Linked DNA regions of Mus musculus: region 1 is linked to region 2. A link is a loop called in an ENCODE intact Hi-C map of the cell type or tissue named here. Cell type or tissue: heart. All regions are shown on one strand. Each heading gives the region's core, and the rest is flanking DNA. Links, peaks and the distances in the headings are about the cores only.

Region 1 (12,018 bases), core at 1,895-9,894, 72 kb after region 2:
TGCCTCTGCCTCCCAAGTGCTGGGATTAAAGGTATGTGCCACCACGCCTGGCTCTCTCTCTCTTTTTAAAGATTTATTTATTTATTGTATATGAGTACACTGTAGCTGTAGCTATAGGTTATGAGCCTTCATGTGGTTGTTGGGAATTGAATTTTAGGACCTCTGCTCCCCCCAGACTCACCAGAAGAGGGCGTCAGATCTCATTACAGATTGTTGTGAGCCACCATGTGGATGCTGGGATTTGAACTCAGGAAGAGCAGTCAGTGCTTTTACCCATTGTACTATCTTGCCAGCCCTTCAGCCTCCAATCTCTTAATCCCCTGGGACTGCAGAAGTACAACAGCAGGCCTAGCTACACGGGTCTATGAGCCCCCAGACACCCCTAACCACCCCCTCTCTCTCTTGAGCAGCTCATCACGCTTCGAGGCTCCATTCTCGAGGATGCCACTCCTACGGCCACCAAGCACGGGACAGGGCGGGGCCTACCCCTGAAGGATGCTCTGGAGTACGTCATCCCAGAGCTCAACATCCATTGCTTGCGTCTGGCTCTCAACACTCCCAAAGTCACAGAGCAGCTGCTGAAGCTCGATGAGCAAGGGGTAAGCCAGGGGCTGAGGAGCCCCCGCCTTCAGCCCCGCTCCCGCAGCCCCGCCTGTCTCCAGCTCTACGTTTATGTTTCACAAGTAGCAAATTCACTACTAAGCTAGACTGAGCAACAGGAGGGAGCCTTCAGCACATTGTAAGGGCACCAAAAGCAGTGTCATAGAAACAGCCTGGGAATGAGATTGACACCACAAGGTTTCTGTGAGAGAGCGGGAGAGGGAACCTGCGCCAACGCACGAACACAAACCCACTCACTGCCATCTGGCCTGTTCATAGCCCCTGGCATTGCCTTCGGACTTCCAGATATGTGCAGACCCCGAGTAGCTGAGGTTTTGCTTTGGCACAGGCTCATCTCACACCCAGTCTTCTCCTGTCGGAAGCCAGTCCCAGCTCCCAGCTCTGCCTTAAGAATACCGCAGACTGGCACAGCCGTATAAAGACAGATGACAGAGTGTGCTCCTCCCTGCGCTCGAGTCTCTGGGGCACGCCCAACACGGGTTCCTTCCCCAAAGGCTGTGTGCATTGAGTTCCCAAGTGGTCCCAGCAGCTCCTGGGCCTGGCCCTCAGGACTCCTCCCCATGTCCCATTCCCTGGACCCTCCTTGAACCTGCTCCACTCTTCCCCCACACAGCTGTGCCGCAAGCACAAGGTCGGCATCCTGTACTGCAAGGCGGGCCAGAGCTCAGAGGAGGAGATGTACAACAACGAGGAAGCCGGCCCTGCCTTCGAGGAGTTCCTGGACCTCTTGGGCGACAAGGTCTGTCTGAAGGGCTTCACCAAGTATGCCGCGCAGCTGGATGTCAAGAGTAAGTGGGGAGCACCTGGGGGGCAGCGGCAGGCAGATCTCTCAGTCTGAGGTCATCCTAGTCTGCATATTGAATTCCAGGTCAGCCAAGGCTACATAGCAAGGCCTTGTCTCAAAAAATAGATAGCTGATAATGGATGGACAGATGGATGGATGGATAGATAATAAGTGGGGTCAGGGGGAGGCTCATGTACTGCTTCAGGATGGAGCGCCTCCCTAACAGGCCCTAGAGTCCACCCTCAATGCCACCACCACCACCATCATCATAATCTGTTAAGTAGGGGCCACTGAGCTGTCAGGGAGCCACCCCTGCTTGACTGACTGACCTGCTCAGGTCTGGTGATGCCTACCCAGGTGAAGGTGCGGGCCAGTGGGAGGTCAGGGTGAACAGCACCCCCACTGGGGAATGCAGCAGGATGTGTTCTGGGGAGGTTGGAGGTCAGCCCTTGTGTGTGTCTCGGTGGTCGTGCTCCTAGGCATAGGCTCTGCCACTGTGCCATGGGCATCAGATGTGAGGCTTAAGCATGGCCTCGGGCACCTGGAGAGCACCCCAGAGCTCCACGGGACTGTGTGACATTTACAGAGCAGGGACGACGGTGAGGGCCACCTGTCACACGGAGAGAGCCTCAGGAGAATGTGTACGAAAGGACGCCTTTTAAGTGCCAAGCATTTTAAGAGCGTGGCAGGCTGGCGAGGGTTTGCTGGCTGACAGTAAGCTCTGAAGACACTCTGGCATGGTGACTCATGCTGCGATCCAGCACTCAGGAGGCTGAGTCGGGAAGACTGCATTTGAGGCCAGCCTGGACTACATTGCTAGACTTTGCCTTTAAAAAAATAATAATTATATAATGGGAGATTTCTTTTATATTTCTTTCATTTTTAAAGAGTGAATGTAAGTAAAGGCTTTGAGTTAAAAGCTAACAGATGGCCTGTGGGATACTCCAGGAACCTAGAGGCTTAGGGATGGTAGTACTAACTGCTGTTTCTATCCCAGCGGACTCCACGGGGACCCACTCCCTCTACACGACGTACCAGGACTACGAGATCATGTTCCACGTCTCCACCTTGCTCCCTTACACTCCCAACAACAGGCAGCAGGTCAGTGGTCCCCAGCTGGGGCACAGTTAGTCCCTAAGCTTTCACTCTTCTCAAGACTGGTGGCCATCAGCCAGGCCATCTGCCCAGGGATGGCGGAGATGCGCCCCACAGTCAGTGCTCTTGTCCCACCATTCAGAGGAAAGCGACTGGGCCTGAATGAAATACGTGGCCATCCTGGAAAGGGTGAATGGTTTAGGGGCCAGGTGCTGGGAGATAACAGTAGACACCTATGGCCAGGGGGCTGCAGGAGACTGCAGATGTGACAGCTCCCTCTCTTGGGCACAGCAGGCCAACTGAGCCAGCAGGACAGTGGGACTACTTTCTGGTGGGTAGGAACCCAGAGTGCTAAGAATTTAGAACATAGGTTTATGGTTTTGTTTTGTTGTTGTTGTTTGGTTTTGGGAGGTTTTTTGTTGTTGTTGTTGTTGTTGTGGTTTTGATTTTGTTTTTTTTCATTTGTTAGGACAGATCACAATATAGTCTCAGTAGGCCAAAACTAGTCAAAATACAGGCCATTTCCTAAGGATATCCTAATAACACACTCTCAAGAACATCGGCATCAGAATTAAACATAAGTTTGAGCTCTTTGCCCCTGCTTGCTGTGTGAGCTCAGGACAGTGAAGGCACCTCTCTAGGCCACAGGTCCTTCCTCCACACATGGGCAGCATGGTCCTGATGGATGCTGCATGGGTACTAGAAAAGATACTTGCTTCCATGCGCAGGCCCTGAGCACCAGGCAGCCAATACTTTTAGGAAGCAGGAGCCTGCTGCTGCGTACCAGGGACTGCAGAAAACTTGTCCTGCAAATTCAAAATCAAAATCAAGTTGGGGTCCCACCCTTTTGCCTTCATTCTTGTAGGACAGAAGGCAGGTCACTTTTAGTTTCTCTGAACCAAGTTTTCCCATCCTTTGAAAAGCAGTCAAATGAGTCACTGCCACTCAGGGTTTGGGGAAGGTTCAGCAAGGTCACGAATTTAAGATATGACTGGGAGGTAGGCCTCATATGGGGTCAGCCACAGGAAGCAATTCTTGTAACTTCATTTGTACAGTTCAGATGCATAAAAGCTAGAGAGCTAACAGGCCCAGGGCTGGAGTGACAACTCAGAGCTCAAGCGCACTGGCTGCTGTTCCAAAAGACCCAGGTTCAATTCCCAGCATCTACGTGGTGTCATACAACTGTCTAACTCCAGTCCCAGGGGATCTGATACCTTCTTCTGGCCTCTGAGGGCACTTGGCACACACATAGTATACAGATGTGCATGCAGGCAAAACACACATGCACATAAAAATAAAAAAATTAAAAGTCTTTGGTGCTATACTTGGCAGCACATGCCTTTAACCCCAACACTAGAGTCACAGAAGCAGGTGAATGGATCTCTGCTAGTTCTAGACTGTGGTCTACTGCAGGACTTCCAGAATAGTCAGAGCTACATAGATGATCCTGTTCCAGAATAAACAAATGAAAAAGAACTAGCAGGCTGGATAAAGTAGTTCAAGCAGGAGATTGCCCAGTTTGGTGGTTTCAGGCCAGTCTGGGCAATTTAGGAAAGCTGTCTCAAATTAAATAGTTAAGAACAAAACAGAACTCAGCTGTGGTGACCAGCTCCCTTTGTTGGATCAAGAGTAAGAGATCGGGCTGGTGAGATGGCTCAGTGGGTAAGAGCACCCGACTGCTCTTCCAAAGGTCTGGAGTTCAAATCCCAGCAACCACATGGTGGCTCACAACCATCCGTAACGAGATCTGACTCCCTCTTCTGGAGTGCCTGAAGACAACTACAGTGTACTTACATATAATGAATTAAAAAAAAAAAAAAAGTAAGAGATCATGCTGAGCTGTTTACTGAGTCTGGGTCCTAGCCTGGGCTGTGTGAGACCTGTCTTCCCTGCCCTCCAGAAAAGAACAAAAGGTGTGGGGGATGTCAGTTGTAGTCTTGTCGAATAAAGAAGATACCATGAAGACACCCATTCTGGAGATGGAAGCAGGGGGCATGGCTCCCAGGAGTGCAGGAGAGAGAGCCTCCTAGCATGGGCCCTACCTGTGCATCCTGGTCAGATTCTGCCATTGTCCATATGGCCTGCGCAGGTCCAAGGTCTCCCACATGGGTCCTCCTGCAGTAAATATGATTTGCCAAGCACTCCAGTTTATCAAGATCTTTGCTAGGAACTAAGGGACTGATACAGGCAACAGTCAAAACAATGTCCCATTTTCTCATCACTGACAACCTGAATGGGAAGAGATAAATGAGGAACAGGGAGGGAGAGCCTCTGTGTGCAAAATGTGGGCATAAATATCAGATAAGGAATAGGAAAAGGCAAAGAAAGGCATGCTGGGGCAGGACAGATCTCAGATTTGCTGTGGGTGACAGAAATCCCTCCAAGGAGGAAGGAGCAGCAGGGACAGCCATTCCCACTGTTTGCAAGAGGAAGGCTTTCCTGGAATGCTTGAAGAGCATCCGGGCAGGTGTGGGAGGAGAACAGGCTGTGTCAGAGGCTGGGGGGTCCCATGTGGGGCCTTCTTGGCTTTGTCCATTCCTCTGGAGTGAGAAGGAGCCAGAAGGGCTCTGAGCTTCCAGGGACTAGGCCTGACTCCGGCGCTCACATGCGCCCTCTGCTGGTAGTGGGCATGGGAAGCCAGCAAGGCAGTCTGGGTAGGATTCTTAGAGCTGACCTGTGACCCTTCCCTCCTCCCTCTCTGCTTCCAGCTGCTGAGGAAGAGGCACATAGGGAATGACATCGTGACGATCATCTTCCAGGAGCCCGGCGCCTTACCTTTCACCCCTAAGAACATCCGCTCGCACTTCCAGCACGTCTTCATCATCGTCCGAGTCCACAACCCCTGCACTGAGAATGTCTGCTATAGGTACGGCTGCCAGCATCCCGGCCACCACAGCCAGGCCCTGAGAGGCTGAGGAGGTTGTACCTAGTCACAGATCCCACCTCACCTCACATCCTGGCCCCCTGCTTCCCATCAGGGCCTATATTTTTGGAACTTTCTGAGTAATGGGAAACGGCCTCATCCTGGCTCACAGGAAGATATGCTCGTCTGTGCGGGCTCTTGGGCACCTCACAGGAAGGCTCAGCCGGGCGTTGAGCCTGAAGGGAGCTTCATCTTCTGGCGGCACTCAGTTTAACGTCTTCCCAGCTATAGAGGGAAACACATCGATATCGGGCTGGGGTTGTAGCTCAGTTCACAGAAAGCTGGCCTAGCATGCACAGAGCCCTCAGTTTGGTGCCCAGTGTAACATAAACCAAGCACAGTGGTGCATTCCTATAATTCCGGTGTTTGGAAGGGGGAGGCAGGGGAATCAGAAGTTCAAGGTCATTCTCGGCCGTCTATCAAGTTTAAGGCCAGCTGAACTGCTGGAGACCCTGCCTCAGTGAGGGCAAGAGAGAAAGCAAGCAGCCACACCTCACTGGGGCGTGAGCAGAAACTCTGTGGAGGCAGGCCCTCTGGCCTGGCTGCAGTCAGGTGCCCCTGGGAGCTCAGTGCCTGGCCCGGTGAGAACAGAGAGCTACAGGGGTGATAACCTAGAAGCAGACCCCAGGGACCACCTACATGGGGGCCCTGCTTGTAGGTATTGTTGAGGAGGGGACAGAGTGTCACTCTGTAGCCCAGGCTGTCTTCCAACTCTAAACCCTCCTGAATGAATGTCGGGGTGATAGGCATGTTGGATTGAGGGTTTTGGTTTCCACACAGACAGGTAACCCAGGTCTCAAGCCAGTTCCTTACCCTCTGCAACAGCAGGGCTTCCCCACGTTAGTGGCTGTCCCCAGAAGATGAAGAGGAAGCCATTGGAGACTAGGAGCAGGATAGAGCTGGATCCTCTGAAACACTGACCCAGCAACCCAGGCCCCGACTGTGGGGACTGGAGCAGGTGTACTGCTTCCCATTGTTTGAACATGGTGTAAAATCCAAAGACTCCAGGAGGGTGGGCGTGCAGCTGCATCGGCCCCCTGCTCGGCCGTCTTCACCCCGAGGGCTGCTTCTACGTCTCTAGGCCATGTAGTATTCCACGTGTCAGCACAGGTGCTGGCTGGCTAGAGCCTCTGCTGTAGAGCCTAGGGGCTTCCACTCAGCAGTCTCCGAGGTCTTTGCGTTCCAGATAGATGACAGCTCCCCATTGTCCTCCAAGGACAGGCATTTGGGACAGTTTGCTAGTGCCTGCACTGAGTCACCTTGAGTCTGCACCCATTGCAGTCGCCATCAAATCAAGCAGAAGGCTGTCTAGGGAATGGTTGCAGTGGAAGTGGGGGAGTGAGGGCCCTTGCCCATGTACACTGGTAGCCTTGGTCTTGCTGGAGCTGGCAGTTTTTAATAGTTTGAACAGCATGCAACTGATGTGAGCTGCTGTGTGGGACGCATTGTCCAGTGGCTGCCGGGGACCAGCACCATCAGTCATTGCCCTGGCCCAAGGCCACCCCCTTGTTACTGGAACATACTGTCACAGTTGCAGGATGCTGGCTGGCACCTTAGACTCTGAACTGTCTCTGCATCTGAGAGGTAGCCCAGGTAACAGAGGACAGATGCTCGCACGTGCCAGAGAAGAGGAAGCAGCCTGCTTGTGCCTCAGAGGTCAGCAGGAAGGTTCAGGTAGCCAGGTGGCCCTTCTCCCCTCCCTCCACAGTCCTTTTTACTTTGGCAGGGGAGTGGCACAGGATGGGGGATCAAGTGCAGGCCATGTCCATGCCAGGCAAGACTTCACCACTGAACCATTGTTGGGTTTTATCTCTGGGGCTTGCTTTGTATTGTTTCTGTAGCACTTTCACATAGCCATGCTGGTCTCAGACTGGCCTCAAACCCATAGTCATCCTCCTGCCTCAGCTTCCTATGTACTGGAATTATAAACCTGAGCCACCATGATCAGCTTAATATGTCCAAGCACCCCTGTGTCAGAATTTCTCTGGGGCTTGGGGCTACAGTGGGTTGGTTGTTTGGTGTGCATGTGTGTGTATGTTGTCTCCTGGACACAGGCCTCTTTCATACTAGGCAAGTACTGTACCTCTGACCTATAGCCCTAGCCACACCCTTGGCTTTTTGAGACAGAGTTTTGCTATCTAGCACAAGCTAGCCTGCAATTCAACTATATAGCCCAGGCTGGCCTCAAACATGTGGTCCTCCTGCTTCAGTTACCCAAATGTAGGGAATATAGGGATCTGCCACTGCACTCAGTGCTCCTCCCCATCTCTGTGCCTTCCTCCCTTACCTTGTATCTCCAGTAGCCTGCTCCCACCTCCCACCTCTCCCGACAAACTCAGGCTTGGTCCCCAGGGTGACTTCTTCCTGACACACAGCCCTTCATGGGCATTTTGGGTTTGGTGGTGGTGGTGGTTTACAATTTAATTTTAAAAGACTTTTATTGTGCAATATTTTAAACATTCTGAAAAGAGCAGAAAATAATGGAACAGACACCCATGTGCCCGCCAGCAGATTTAGCAGATGTTAGCATTTTGCCTTCCTTGCTTCACTATTTCCTCTTTTCTGGATTTTTAAAGAAAGTGTTAGTGATACACCCTTGCCAATCCCAAGTCACCCACTCTCAGTGCCTCCCCCAGCTGTAAGAAGAATACAGAGGCCAGCCTGCCCCGCCCTCACACCGTGCATGCGTGTACATGTACTCATGGGTCATGTAGCCCAGGCTGGCCACAAACTCTGGGTCCAAAGATGGCTCTTGCTTCTTTCACCTCCTCACAAGTGGCAGAATTACAGGCATGTGCCACCATGCCCAGCTAACACATCAGAGGACCTTGGAGGCCTGGGGATCCCCACTACAGGCACCACAAAAACAATAGTTGAATTAATAACTGCACATGTCCTGGAAGCTCCTGCTGAGCTCTAGTGGATCAGGAGGCCTGATGGCCACACATCTTCTAGTTCTTGTCTTTTGCCATTTCTTAATGGCCACCAGCATCTTTCCTCTTACCAGTGACTCCCATTGGCCAAACTCACTTAGAAGCCTGAGCCTGTGGGACCCCAGGTATAGAGGCCTTCCTTCTCCCAGAATGTGATGGATGAGAAGTGTGAGACACCTCCAGGGCCATGTGTGGCATGTCCCTGTCGCCTGAGCTCTGACCCTGGGCTTGCCTCCTCCTGCATGTTCTTTTCCACCTGGGCTGTCCCACATGCTGTTCCTTCTGTCTGCAGTGTCTTCCCTCAGCCCCACCCTCCTCCCCCACCCCCAGACGCTACTGTCCAAAGCAGGAGCTCTATCCTGCCCTGGCCCACCACTCTGTCTTTGTCAGTGTCTGTTCATATGTGTGCTCAGTCAGCAGTTGTAGAAAGACCACAATCGCTGTATCCACAGAGCTGAGAGGAGCATCCAGGAAGCCCCTGTCAAACAGATGGGTGAATGTTACACCATTCCCTATCAGGATGCGGGAGGGTACTGTAAAGGCCAACCAAATGCCTACAGGCATTGTACTGTGTTTGAGTTGCATAGGGTATTGTGTAATCTGTAGTCTACTTATTTATTTTACTTATTCTTTTGAGAAACAGTCTCACAAATCCCAGGTTGGCCTCCAGCATGCTATTCGGCTAAGGATGACCTTGAATTCCTGAGCCTCCTGAGTTTTTGGATTATACGCACGAGCCACCACACTAGCTCCAGATTTTAAAAAATCTTTGTTGATAATTATTTGCAAAGTATATTAGTATCAAGTAAGTATTTAAAAAAAAAAAACTAAATTGCACAGAACGTATTCCACAGCCAGCTAGCCCGACACTGATGGTATGAAACAGGAACAGCAGCTCTGACCTCTGCCTTGGACCAGCGGCTCTCAGCCTTCCTATTGCTGCGACCCTTTAATACAGCCTAACTATAATTTTGCTACTGTTATGAATTGTAATATATATATATATGGTATGCAGGGAATCTGTTATGTGCCCTCTGTAAAAAGAGTCATTCACTACCACCACCACCCTGCCAAGGGATCACAACCCATAGGCTAAGACCCTTCCCTTTGAGTCAGCTTCTGTCCAAGCCTGTCCCAGATTTTCCTCACCCTCTTAGGAGCAGTTGGCTCTCCCCGGGGCCTAGCCATCCCATTGCAGCTCAGGAGAATAGAGTACAGGCCCCTCCATCCCTCCATGCCTCCTACACTCACACAGTTGAAGCCCTCATTGTAAAGGCGTTGCCCAAACTGAATCACATGATCAGTGGGAAAGGGCAGTAAGCTTGCATCTGACTGGGACATTAGAGAGGACGGACAGTTGGGTTTTTTTTTTTCTCCCAAACTGTAATCTGATTCATAGTTTATATAAAACAAGAGTAAATGAAGTCCGGCGCCTGTAGCTGTAATCCCAGCACTCAGGAAGTTGAGATGGGGTGTCTCAAGTTCAAGGTCAACTGGGCTTCATAATGAGACCGTCTCAGAAAACCAAGCATGGCTGAAGATGCAGCTCTGTGGTAAATCTCTTGTTCTGTATGTATAAGCACCAGGTCTGAGCTGCAGCACTGTATGTATGTGTGTGTGTGTGTTATATATAATATATTAAAACATGTTCTTTAACTTTCCAGTCTAAATCACTAGCAATTTATTAATTAGCTCATTCATAAAAGAATGGAGGAATGGGGTATGGCTCAGTAGCAGAACACTTGCCTAGCTACATGGTTCCATTTCCAGCAGGGCGGACAGGAGGGAGACAAAAACATCTATCTATCTGTCTGTCTGTCTGTCTCTCTGTCTCTCTCTCTCTCTCTCTCTCTCTCTCTTTCTTTCTTCCTTTGTCTCTCTTTTTTTGGTTTGGGGTAGTCAAAACAGGGTTTTCCTGTGTAGCCTTGGCTGTCCTGGAATTCACTCTGTAGACAGGCTGGCCACACCTAGCTTGCCATCACCCTGGCTAGAGACAGTCATAAGGAGCCCAGGCCAACCTTGAACTCCTGATCCTTCATCCACCTCCCAAGTGCTGGAGTTGCAAGTATGTATACTGTCGGTTTTAAGGAGTTGCATTTTTTTTCCTCCTCTAAATGGTTTCTCTCTCCTCAGCATGGCTGTGACCCGATCCAAAGATGCGCCTCCCTTTGGCCCCCCAATCCCTAACGGAACCACATTCCGCAAGTCTGATGTCTTCAGAGACTTTTTGCTAGCCAAGGTAATTAATGCTGAGAACGCTGCTCACAAATCCGACAAATTCCATACAATGGCCACCAGGACCCGTCAGGAGTACCTGAAGGACCTAGCTGAGAACTGTGTCTCCAACACCCCCATTGACTCCTCCGGCAAGTTCAACCTCATCTCCCTGACCTCCAAGAAGAAGGAGAAGACGAAGGCCCGGGCAGGAGCAGAACAGCACAGTGCTGGGGCCATTGCCTGGCGGGTGGCAGCTCAGGACTACGCCCAGGGCTCAGAGATTGACTGCATTCTGGGCATTTCCAATGAGTTTGTCGTGCTCCTGGACCTGCGCACCAAGGAGGTGGTCTTCAACTGCTACTGTGGGGACGTCATTGGCTGGACCCCAGACTCCTCCACAATAAAAATCTTCTATGGCCGAGGGGACCACATCTTTCTACAGGCTGCAGAGGGTTCTGTGGAAGACATCAGGGACATTGTCCAGAGGCTAAAGGTAAGAAAGTGGGCCCGGCAGTGGGTGTCTTGCATGTTTGGCAGAAGGTTCCAGAAGTATTGTAGTACCTAACCTGGCCCAGGCAGTCAGGCATAACATGCCCTAAGAATCAATCAATCAAACTCTAACACTCACTCTCTCTCTCTCTCTCTCTCTCTCTCTCTCTCCCCCTCTCTCTCTCTTTCTCTCTCTCTCTCACACACACACACACACACACACACGACTCTGGTTGCCCATCCCTTCACCTCAGAAAGACAAAACAAACAAACACACACACACATATTCATTGCCCCCGAAAGTCGGTAGGACATGCAAATCTAAACTTACACTGAAAGTTTAAGTGGAGCTGGAAGTATAAGCTCAGTGGGAGAGCATTTAACAAGGCCCTAGGTTCAATTCCCAGTACTGAAACTGAGAGAGCTTTTCTCTGGGAGACTTAAAATATAAGGAAAGGTTTGGGCAGGGGGAGTGCGGCGGTGGAGAGGCGGCTCAGAGGTTGAGACTGTCCTCTCGCAGAGGACATGAGCTCAGTTCCAAGCATCCATATCGGGCAGCTCCCTGCCTGTAGCTCCAGCTCCAGAGGTTCCCATCATCTCTGGCCTCCATGGGTGCCAAGTCCCTACATTGTCATGCACATACCCATAAACACGCACTTTTACAAAAGCGAAAATTAAATAAACTAAAGGTTCTAGACCAGGTTGGGCTAACCTGTGGCCCTTGAGCCACACATAACCCAGGATAGCTATGAATGTGGCCCAGCACATTTGTAGATCACACTACCACGTCAGATGTCAAAAGTTGGCTACCCCAGTCTAGACCATTAGAGTATAGAGGAAGGGCAAGGAACATAAAAATAATGAGAAAGTACAATGAAGGAGACAGACGTAATTGTATGGCGGGATTCCGGTTCATACTTGTAGTTACAGCAATCATGAATGGTTTAACTTTCTGT
Region 2 (12,018 bases), core at 1,902-9,901:
TGTGACTGAGCCTCACCCTAACCCTGTTGATGTTTATGAGGAACAGCATGGAGCTTTGGTAAATGTGGCTCAATCCATTTAACATGTACATTACTTCACATGATTGGTTTTTGTGTTATAAGGATGCCTAAAATCTACTTTCGACAATTCTCAAGCCTATACACTACATCATTTTTAGCTGTGGTCCCCATGATATACAGCTACATCCTCTAAACTTGTTCCTCCTATGTAACTCAATCCTGGTGACCTTTGCCCAGCATCTCCCGGACCCCAGCCCCTTTTTTGAAAGTCTTACCATGTATCCCCTAGTCAGTCACTCTGTAGACCAGGCTGGCCCCAAACTCAAAGAGTTTTGGCTCTGCTAAGGCTAAAGACAATCTCCTCCATGGTTGGTACCCACCCCATTTTCTACCAGCTCCAAGGAGTAGGGATGCCTAGCTCCAGAGGGGAAGCTGGGGGAGGAAGGAGGATGGGCACACTGTGTATGCCCTAATACACACCTGCGTGTCGTTTGGCCCCATCATTTCCCCTATTCAGCTGCAGGGATGAAACTGTCACTGCCTCTTCCTACCTCGGGGGTTGGGAGGGTTCCCTCTGCAGACGTTCACCATCAGAGTCAGGAGCCCAGGAGCTTGTGGCTATGACCTGATTGGCAAGCCACACTTGGCATCGTGCCAGCACCTGCTTCAGGTCAAGCCCAGGCTCAGGTGTGGAAGAGCTGGGTAACCCTGGGCACTGCCGGGCACGTAGTTGACTTTAGAGGACTTTCTCTGATAGGTACAGGAGCAGAAGATCTGAGTCAGGAGAGCCCAGCGCCTGCTAACCTTTTTTTGGATCTGCGTTGCAAAGAGGCCTTCCAGAAAGGCAAGGATGGCTCCGTCTCAAGCACCACGGTACCCACTTCCCTGCTCTGGGGTCTGTCAGGCCTGGGTCTGAGTGCTTGTTCATACTCACTGTGATTGAGAACAGAGCCAGCCTCACACCACAGGACACTGGACAATGCCCACAGTGTACCCTGCTCCCCTTCCAACCAACCAACTCTCTCCCCTTCTTCTCTTTCCCTGGCCTGCGCTTTGTTTTGTTTTGTTTCTGAGGGAGTTGCTGTGTAGCTTACACTGGCCTTGGGCTCGCAGCAGTTCTCTGGCTTCAGCTGGGACTCCAGGCATACGCCACCATGCCCATTCAAAATGCCCATATTCTTCAGAGTTGCAAACTGGAGTGCATAATTTTGGAGCAACACGGTGTCTGGGACTTGTCTTAATAAGTGTTTCAGGCCAGTCATGGTGGCGCACTCCTTTAAACCGCGACACTCAGAAGGTAGAGGCAGGTGGATCTCCAGGGATTGGAGGACAGCCTGGTCTACATAAGTCGCAGCACAGCCAGGGCCACACTGAGAAACCCTGTGTAAAACAGTATTTCAGTGTGAGGAGAAATGAGAAACTGGAGCGAATGCCGCAGTCCTGACAGCTGTACAGTAGGGTTTGTGTACATGGGTGCTTGCTACACCTTTTCTTAGTTCTGTGGAGTGTCAACAACACAGGAAGGAGAAAGAGAAAGAGACTGGAGGAGAGTGTAAGTTATACAAAAGTCGTCTGGGCTGTCATTGTCAGGCACGGCGCTGTCTTGTCTGTGACCCTCACTGTGCTTCCCCTTGGTTAGGATTTTGGCTCAGCGTTTGGTATGATCTTAGTTTTCCCTCCATGATTTCTCATCTCTTCCTGATTGGGAGGCGAGACAAAACTCCCCAGTGGTTAATTTCCAGGATTCCCCTCACTGGTAGGTCTGCTTTCCCACAAGGATCTGCGTGACGTGGCAAGAACAACTGACTGACTGAGCCTCCGTCATGCTCTGAACATATATGAGCAGTCCTCAGCATGTACACTGGTGGCCATCGGCTTCTCCTCAGTCTCCTGGGTGAGGATTAGTGGCTGTGAGCTACTGGCTCCCATCCTCTTCCTTCTCTTCTCCCCCATGCTGTGGAAGGTAGATGAGGGAGGCTCAGTCTCCTCATCTGGTACTGGGTGTGTCCCAGGCAGCAGAGGGTGACCCACCCAGGATCTGGCCTTTGGTCTGTGCTGTAAGGTCATCGCTTAGGAATTTTCCCCCAGCAGCCCTGCAGAAGACCCACGTGTGCCTGTGGTCAGCTGCAGCTTCCGCTGTCTCGCTTTTGCTGAATTCCAGCAATCTCTCATTTCCTTTAGGAAACAGAATGAGTCTGCAGCGAAGGATGAATAGTCGGGATGCAACTCTTGGCAACCTGGCCCTGAAGCTTGTCATTGGTGTCCTAACTGCAGGGTCATCTGCACTGTAGAGCAGGGGAATGAGAACATGGGGCCAGGTGTCCTGGGTTCAAGTCCCTGCATCACCACTTAATTGTCCTGTGACATTAGGAAAGTCACTAGATCTCTTTGTGCCTCAAATCTTTGTCCATAAAATCATAGTTATGCTCACCTCCTGAAATAATAAAGGGTAATTAAAATTTAAACTTCACCTCTTTTAAGCCAGCCATGGTGGATCACAAGTTCTAGTATTCTAGACTCTGAGATAGAAGGGAGTTATCAGGTTCAAGGCCATCCTGAGCTATTTACTCTAGGACATTCTGGAACAACCCGTGCGACAGATTAAGACTCTATCTCAAAAACAGAACATGTGCCTCAGTCCCATCCCGAGAATAAAGAAGCCACCTCAACACTTCAAAAAAAAAAAAAGTGTATAATTAATGTTGTCCGTCACAAGTACTGTATCTGACTGGCTGTGTGCATTGAGCCTGTACTAAGCTGCAAAGACTCTGGGAAAGGAAGCTTCATCCTCCTCCAGAGCCTCCCATTTGGAGAAATAGATTTAATATTTATTACCACTTAAAGATATAAACATACAATCTTGATTTTTTTTTCTCCTAACATGTTTTTATCATGTGTTCAAATGCTATTTTTCACTTTATTTAAAATCTCCTGGGAAAGCCTGAGTGAAAGACTTCTGCTTCCTCCGGGGAAAGACTGGAAGGCAGTGAGCTACCATCTTTACAGCGCTGGCCTTCAGTGGGAGGTTATGAGCGCACTTCTTTCTCCTTGGACTTCTGGAGACACATATAGGATGCGCATTCACACAGCTGTGCAGGCTTGCTCACACAGGCTGACCTCAAACGTGGTATAACCGAGGGTGACTTCCGACTTCTGCTCTTCCTGCCCCTGCCTCTTAAGTTCTGGGATGGCAGGTGTGCGTCTCACTGGAACTTTGTGTCTGTTTTGAGGTCTCACCCTGTTGCCAGGCTGGCCCTGAACTCTCTGCTTGATCCTCATGCCTCAGTCTCCTGAGTGAGTGCTGGAGTTAGAGGCACGAACCACTGTGCCCAGTTTGCAGTGGCAAGAAATAGGTTGGGAAGATGACTGGGTTGGTGAAGTTCTTGTTACACATGAAGGTCTAACCTCAGGTTCTCAACATCTTTGTCCATGGCTCAGTGACACCCCTGGAGCCCCATGCTGGGGCTCACTGGCTGCCCACACCAGCCAACTTAGCTCCAGGTTCAGCAAGAGACCTGTCTCAAAAAGTCAGGTGGACAGTGACTGAGGGTGACAGCACAAGGTTGTCACCTGGTCTACATTTGCACGCACACCCACACACGTGCACTGGAACACAAAGGTACACAAAGGTAAAAAGCTGCTGTGCTGTGAGGTGGTTAGTGACAGTCCCACTGAGTATGACACAGTTTCCTGTCCAGTGTCCCCCAGCGTCTGTTTCTCCACTGCCTCTCAGCAGGCATATAAAATTGTCACTCAGAAATCCCTCATGCCATGGGATGTCACCCATATGGTGGAGCTCCAGAACTGTGTGTGTGTAATATACCTATGTGACGTTTTAGTAATTTAATTGTTTATTATGATAAAATAACATCAATATGCCATTTCAGATGTAGTTTAATTATGATTATTCTACAACATACATTTGTGTATAAGCATGTGTGTATGTTTGTATATGTGCATTTATTCATACAAAACTGTTCCCCTTAAATATTACAAAATATATAGTAACCTAGCATTCAAGAGTATAATTTTCAGATAGTATATCCCATTGTATTACTTGATAAATGAGTGTAATTGTTCCAAACAACTGTTTTAACTATCTTAACTGTGCTGCTTAGTTGCAGTAAGTACGTTCATATTGCTGCCCAGTCGCTGGCACATCCATCTAAAGAGTAACTTCCACCTTGCCAAACTGGACCAGGTCCCTGTAAACAGCAAGCAGTTCCTCAGGTTCCCAGCAACTGCTGTCCTTCCCTCTTGTCAGCGTGAAACTGAACACTCTCCGTGCACACACTGAGTGCAGTGGTGTGGTGTTTGTCCCTCTGTGCCTGCCGTACTTCATGTAGTGATGTCATCAGGTTTATCCATGATGTGGCAGGTATCAGTTTCCTTCCTCTTTAATCTGTAGATGGACGCTTGTCCCTTGTCTGCAGTGAATGACAAGCATGAGCCAGTGCTGAGTCTCCTCTCCACTCCAGTCCTTTGTTTCACTTAGATTTTTTTGAGGTGGCCCCCAGATTCTCTGTGTAGCAAACATGCCCTTGATGCTCCTGCCTCCTGTGCCACCACATCGAGTTCCCCACTTTAATCTCTGTGGGGTTATGTGCACAGCAGTGGGATTGCTGGATTGAGTTTAGTTCTCCAGTTAATTTTGTAGGGCACTGCCATCCCCTTCTCACAGCAGCTGGCGTGGATGCCAGCAGGACACAGAGAGCTAGCCTCCCCAGTTCTCTGTTGATATGTAGAAAAGGCTGGACTGGAACTCACACTAGATCTGCCCCTCCTGAGACGGTTCCTCCTGAGAGCTACGATTAAAGTGCATCACCTACATTTAAAAAAAGTAGTGCATGTCCTACAGTTGCAGCCATTTAACAGACTGTGAGGGCGTCTCCCATTTGGTTTGCATGGCTATTCAAGTCCTTTGTGGAGAGGAATGTTAATCCGCAACAAGGCTGCTCTGGCAAGGGATCATATCCAGAGACCTAGGTCTGTGATCTGGCTGGAATACAGACACACCTTTAATCCCCCTGGCCGGGATACAGACATGCCCGCCCTCAGTGCACACCCTTAATCCTAAACAATGTAGGTTAGATAAGGTGAGTTTGTAGACGGAAGCAGCCATGTTTGAAAGGGATGTCTAATTGAGGGTCGAAGCAGAGAAAGATTTGACAGAATGAGTCAGAGATAGGATACTCCAACTCTCACAACAGCAGCACAGGAAAGAGAGGCGACTTAGGAGCCGTGCAGGGAGAGTCAGTTGGGAGTCTCAGCACTGAGTGCAGTGCGGTGCAGCGGAGCTGAGTTTTTGAGTCTATGCAGTTCAGTGCAGGTCAGCAGAAGCAGTCGAAGCCAGAGAATAAGAGAGCCAGAAAATTAAAACAACTGCCAAGTTAGTTTGAGACTAAGCAGAACAGTTCATTGAGAAGCGGAGAGACGCCAGATTGAATCAGTCAGTTTGAGCCAGAACAGCTGAGTTGAACCAGTGAACCAGAGTTCAGAAAGAACTAGAAAGGGTGAGCTTATTCAGCCCTAAGCCTTTGAGACAATTACATCTGTCAAGTAAAGTTTTATTCAATCTTGGTCAGAGGACAATTCTGTAGACTTGTTTCTTCCCTCCACCTTTAGGTGAGTTCTGGGAATCGAACTCAGGTTGCTAGGTTTACATGGCACCCTTCACCCACTGAGCCCTCTTGCTGGCCCTAACCTCTCACCAGATCGGTGACTTGCAGATACTTTCTCCCATCCCATGGCAGCTTTTCTACCCACTATTCAGTAGAATAGTGTTTTAATACACAAACGACTTTCAGATATGTTGGGTCTTTTTTGTTATTGTTGCTGTCTGTGCTTTGGATATTGTAATGGAGAAATTGCTGCCTGGTTCAGAGCCACGAAGCCTTTCCCTGTGTCTTCTAAGGCTTCTGTGGGTTCGGCTCTCACACCAGGATCTCACGTGCATTCTGAGTTACATTTTGCATCTGGTGTAGGATAAGGGTTCAACTTCATTCTGGGGGTCCGGGTTTCCATTTTTCCCCGACTGTGCTTGTTGATAAGAATCTCATTTTGTCAAGTGACACGGGGGTGACCTTCACTACTGTAGCAAGCATTCTGTTCCCTGCTGTGCTCATTCTCCGTGGAGAGTAAGTTGGTGCTATGAATAACAGTAAACATGAAGAAGACAGTTCCTCTTCAGCTGGACACTTCTTCCAGGTCAGGAGTGATGAGCAAGGCAGACAGTCTGGAGGAAAAGACCAGAAACATGCAGCCATCTGCAGAAGTGTTCAGACAGTGAGTGGGCCTTTTGAGCTGTAGAACAAGAAGAGGCTCACAGAGGCTGCCCTAGGAAGAGTAACATATGTATCAAAGTCCGGTGCAAACCAGAAGAAGGAGTGCTATGTCCATCTCTCTCCCCTGAGCGCTTCCAGCTGTGGTCCGGAATCTCCAGATGGGCGTTGCCATGGAAGCACCCTCCACCTCTCACTTCCTGACTGAGTTTATTTGCGAGTTTCCCATGCTGGTGCCAGTTCCCAGCTGTAAATACAGACGTGGCGGGGTCCCTTTTTCCTGCTGCCTTGTAGCTGCCTGAGGGCGGATGTGGCTAGAATCCAGCGGGAGAGCCTCCTCCAGCCAGAGGCAGTTGTAGAACCTGCCGTGTCACAGTTTCTCTCCGTCCCAGCATGCTGTCTTTCAGGATGGTGCCAGCAAGCCTCTGCCTGTGCTTGGAAACACTAGAGTCCAGCTTGTGTCTGATGGAGACATGAGCTCATGAGAGCTTCCTCTACCACCCTGCTCCTGGGGAAGCCAATGGCCGGCGTTTTATTCAGACCCCCCACCAAGGCTGATTTGTCACCCTTCTGGCGGAAACTGTGCTCACTGTTCTTGGCCACAGAGAAGAAAGGGCTCTCTGACCTAAACAAAGGAACTGCCACCAAGATGAGGGAGGTCCGTGGCTCCCTGCTCCCTTGGACTGAAACTGTTCATTGTAGAATAATTTTGTTCTGCTAACCAGCATTGTCCACTGTCGTCACACGAGATGGCTGTGGAGGCTTCAGGCAGCACAATCTCACGGGGCCACCATGATCTATGCTAAAATGTCGTGTGGCACACACATGACTGAGCTCAAGTGTGCTCAGGCATCTTTAAATAATTTTTAATCCTTTTAACAATTTGATCAAGTGTTTATAATTTCCCTATTTTACAGCTGGGGAAGCTGCAGCAGGGGGTAAGCTAAGTTGTTGGCCAGATTTCTCCACAGCAGCCGTTTAGGCAAAAGGAGGGGATTTAACCAGAAGATGCTGATGTGGCTCAGAGAACCAGAGCTGGGCCTCAGAAAAGTCTATGGACCAGGCAGGCAGTTCCTTGGTTGCAGGTAAAAAGTAGCAACCAGACCTCGAACAAATGAGTGAAGGTGAGGATGTACTCCAGAAACCCAGAGGCGGAGCCAGTGTCTGTGGTGGTTAGTCAGGAAGGCGGGACTGTTCCCAGTGACCTACTTTGTTTCTATGCCTTCATTGGTTCAGAGGAACCAATTATTTCAGCATTGCCTACCACCCTGGCCTCCCAAGAGGCTGGAGTTGTATGACCCTGTCCCTGTCCTAAGAGGTTAGTTATCTGTCCGCTGTGATGCAGAGCTTCTGAGCTCCTCTCTGATGACATGTGTTGCTGGTATGTCTGATGGCGCGTGTTGGTGGTATGTCTGATGGCGCGTGTTGCTGGTATGGCTTTCCTAGAAACAATCACGGTAGCTAGAGGGGGTGTGGCTGTGATAATAGAGCCCATCCTGAACCCAGATGCTGGGGGGCATCCCCAAATGCCTTGGGATCAGAACATGAGTATGCTCTTCCTCACGGAGCCCTCCCCGCATCTCTGTGTTACTCACTGTCCCCCAGGAAGACTTGCTTCCTGCCTTTCCTGGTACTGCAGAGGAGGCCTGGCCATCTACAAGCTGCACACACCTTGCATCAGCCTTCCTTCCGGAGAGTCGTTCTCAGACAGTACCCAGAATAACCTGAGGACCTGAAGGTGTCTCTCCGTGGACTGTCTGGGGCCGAGGCGTGAGCTGTAGTGTACAGTAGGCTCGGCTAAAGTGAGTGCTTTCCATCGAGGGCATAGCCCCTGACGTCTCCTGTAGGCTTGCCTGCTCTGTCCTCTTTATAGGCCCCGTGACCCGGGATCATGTGAGCAGTACTCTGAAGGACAGATGCTGGGTCACACTTCTTGACTGCAGTCACCCTACAGCTTTGATTCACAGATGCTCTGCTGCAGGCTGAGAGTGACCCATTCATTTCTCAGATTCTAGAAGTGACCTCTTGTGGGCAGGTCATCGCTGCACTGTGGCCCACCAAGCCTAGTTTGCTGTGACCTCTGCCCACCACCCATCCTAGCCCAGTCCTGTAGGACTCTGCACCTGCCCTCTGCATCCTGACCCTCTGCTGTCCTATGCGTGACGTTTACTTTCTCTTCCTGGGCCACTCCTTTTTGTCCATGGGTTCTCCTTCCCTTAGTCCTCTGACCAGACTAATGCCAACGCCTCCTTTAGATCCCCCTCACACAGCACTCCAAAGGGCCTGCTTCCCCCTCCCCCGCAGCCCAGCCTCTTCTCTGAGCTATGAAACCTGCATCGTCAGGACCCCACCTCTGTAACGTCAGCCCCCTAAAGGCAAGGTCCAAGCCCCTTTGGTGAATGGCGTAACTGTTTCCCAAGATGTGCCTTACTTTAACTTGGACGTGGGGAGAACCGACATGATCACAGAGGTAGAATACCCCTTTAAAAGTGGTTGGTTGGTTGGTTTGTTTGTTAATTTCGGTACCTGGCTTGAAAACAGCCTTGAGCATGCTAGGTAAAGCTGACCTCTGAGCTTTTTCTGAGCCCCCAAGGGTCTTTTATCCAGAGTGCTTGAGACCAGAAATGTTGCAGATTTTGGAATATCTGAATATATGTGAGCTATCTTCTGAGTGGAAACCAAGTGTGAACACCAAATTCACTTCTGTTTGAAATACCTCTTGATCCAAATAACCTGGGAGCCGTTTTATGTAACATAAGCACGCCAGCGTTGGCTGCGACTTCAGGTCAGGCATCGGATTGTCCGCGTGTGTCTTCTCAGCACTTTTTGGGAGTTGAAGAATTTTTGGATTAGGGTTGATCTTACCACTGACAGTCACATAATAAAAACAATCACCTTTATGAGTTTCCTTTTCCTTTGCTTTCTTTTTATGTTCCTTAGCCTTTGGGTTGCAACCCTTTGGGGATCAAATGATGCTTTCACAGGGGTCACCTAAGACTATGGGGAAACAGATACTTAAATTATGACTCCTAACAGTAGCAAAATTACAGTTATAAGGTAGCGATGACAGTAATTCTATGGTTGGGGGTCACCACCATATGAGGAACTTTATTAAAGGGTCACAGCGTTAGAAGGGTTGAGAATCACTGCTTTAAAGTGTGTGTGTGTGTGTGTGTGTGTGTGTGTGTGTGTGTGTGTACACAACATGAGTGTGGTGTCCAAGGAAGCCACAGAAGGACCTCAGGTCCCTTGAAGCTGTAGTAGTTGGGAGTGGCCTGATGTGGGTGCTGGGACCTCGGTGCTCTGAAGGACAGCAAGTGCTCTTAACCTCCGTGGCATCCCTCCAGCTCGAGTGTCTGTTCTTCTCAGTGCCTCACTCTGACTCAGATCCGGGCTGGCCTCAGATCTGTACTGATCCTCCTGCTGGGATTCCAGGTGTGAGTCACTACATCTGGCCACCTTCTGGTTTTACTTCGTTATTTCTACCCTGCCCTCATATATGGACACATGTGGCCACTAGAGGACAGCTTTGTGGAGTCAATTTTGTCCTCCTCTTTTACATGGATTCTGGAGATCAAACTCAGGTCACTAGACTTAGGTGGCAAACACCCTGAGCTGCTGAGCCATCTTGCCAGCCCATAGTTACCTTTGGAATGGCTAATTCCCAGTAAGTGGAGCTTTTCATACACCACCTTCAAGTGATTCCCACTCGGCAGCATACAGTGATGAGGACCCTTATGCGCTGAGTCATAAGTGCTAGCTGCTATGTTAAATCACTGTATCATTCCGTTAGATCCACACAACCAGCCTCAGAGACCAATAATAGATTCTGTCCCCATTTCACAGTTGAGGAAAGGGGAGAGCAGTGTCCTACCAGCCCCGTCTCACTGCTGTCTTTTCTCCCTTGGGTGGTGGTGACACAGCCTTAGATAGTGTCTTTTGGCCAAGGCTCACATCTAGTGTAGAGCCTCCGCAGTCAAGACCCAACCATCATGAGGCTTTGGTTGGTTCCAAGTTGAGTACCAGCTTGTTGTGTAGTGTGCATTTTATATATGTACCAGAGCCATGATTCCAACCTTTTGTTGAGTACCTAATATTTTCAAGCATTGATAATTAAAATCTATCTGTGGAATTTGTATATTTTCTTGTATTTTTGCAGTGCTGGGGAGCAAACCTAAACCCTTGTGAAGGTAGACAAGGGTTTATTACTGTATCCCCAGCTTCCCAGTGATAGAATATAGGCAGGTGCGCAGCTTACACGGGAAACAAAACCGTGGCTGATGGGGATTGTGGCAAGTAAAATGTGGAGGGGAGGGGAGGGGAGGGCAGAGGAGAGAAGAGAGCCAGCAAACACTGTTGGGTGGGTGAGTTGTCTGGAAGGACAACCCACACACAAAACCAGTAACCATGGCTTCCTCTGGTCAGCACCATTCCATTGGTGGATTCCAGGTAGGGTCTCTACCATTTAGCCACGCCCTCCCCCCCCCACCCCACCTAGCACAGTTTTATATCACTTCATGCTTGATAAAGGAGAAAAAGTTTAGGTGCTTTTTATCATTATGTGAACACAGGCACAATATCAAGTGCTGACATTAGGTGATGGCGGTTTTAAGGGTCTGTTGTGCACATGGTTCTTCATTGCCACGTCGGGATGCAGCCTCTGACTGTACAGTGGAGAGTCACCCTCCAGTCCCTGTCTGCCAGCTGCCCAAGCTTGTCTTCCACATCTACCAGTTTTGTGTGTGGGTTGTTCTTCCCGAAACTCACCCACTCAACAGTGTTTGCTGGCTTCCTCCTCCCCATGGCACATTTTCCTTCCCACAATCCCCATCAGCCGGGGTTCTGTTTGTAGCATTTCTGCCACCCCAAGTCCAGGCCCTGAGTTTCTGTCCTTAAAACTGCCTCTTCCTGATATCCTGAACCCCACTCCTCACCTCTCCCCATCCCATTAGCTGCTCACGGTGTACTCGGGTGTGAGCGGCATCATGGCCAAGTTCTTGAGCGTGTTAGTCAGTGTTCTCTAGAAGAGCAGAACTGATAGAATGAGCATAGAATCCAGTCATTGCTCAGTCCACGAGCCTGGAGGGCATACCCTGGAACCCCAAAGAAGTAGGCTGTAACGCCATTGAAAGAGAAGACCTGCCAGTGAGAACAAGAGCAAGCAGGCAAAGACAGAGCCAGCTTCCTTCCTCGTGTCCTTCAGACAGGCTGCCACCAGATTAAGTGAATCTTCTCACCTGGAAGGTCTGGATTAGAAGTGGATTTTCCCACTTTTAAGAAAACACTCCCTCATAGGCGGGCCCAGGCATCTGGGTTTTAGTTCATTCCAGATGTAGTCGAGCTGACAACCAAGAGTAACCATCACAGTAGGGAAGCCGAAGTCTGTGGGCTCCGAAGGAGGGCCCAGATGGGGGGCACAGCACAGCAGCAGGAGCCCAAGCCAGTGTCCCAGCCCCGTGACCCGCTAGCCAGCCGAGCAGACCTTAAACACATCACTGTGCCCTCAGTTGGAACACAGATGGAGTAAGAAATAATCTGTGTGGCCCAGATTCTGAGGGCCTGCGGACACAGGTTACACCGGAGGGGACATGATCACGCTCCATTGCCCAGCCAGGGAAGGAGCACACAAGCCAACATCAAAGATGGTACCGTCGTCCCCTCTGCTTACAGCACCCTCCTCTTCCCTGTCCCCTGCCTGCTGTTCCTCTTCTTGAATG

Evidence for each region. Hi-C counts contacts between places; a loop is a spot of excess contacts. Peaks named below come from ENCODE experiments on the same cell type or tissue, not always from the same donor. Only the 100,000 strongest peaks of a DNase experiment are listed, where the experiment ranks them.
Region 1: it touches region 2 in a loop (2.3-fold over the local background); 5 of 42 quality-filtered maps call a loop at or near these places.

The regions. Positions count from the first base shown.
Region 1 is chr7:29,376,544-29,388,561 of GRCm38, reverse strand. It overlaps Sipa1l3 (signal-induced proliferation-associated 1 like 3), which reads left to right. Exons shown (of 23, transcript NM_001081028.1): 6 at 411-599; 7 at 1,235-1,409; 8 at 2,403-2,506; 9 at 5,209-5,366; 10 at 10,490-11,066. Among named protein-coding and RNA genes, the nearest start is that of Dpf1, 75 kb to the right of the region's middle. In heart, for the core only: a CTCF peak has its summit at 5,130 (motif pointing left); a DNase peak (open chromatin) is centred at 5,131; H3K27me3 peaks cover 5,905 bases.
Region 2 is chr7:29,448,082-29,460,099 of GRCm38, reverse strand. All of the region lies in intron 2 of Sipa1l3 (signal-induced proliferation-associated 1 like 3), which reads left to right. Among named protein-coding and RNA genes, the nearest start is that of Sipa1l3, 51 kb to the left of the region's middle. In heart, for the core only: no CTCF peak of the experiment used is centred there; DNase peaks (open chromatin) are centred at 2,069 and 6,629; H3K4me3 peaks cover 414 bases; H3K27ac peaks cover 1,523 bases; H3K27me3 peaks cover 7,801 bases.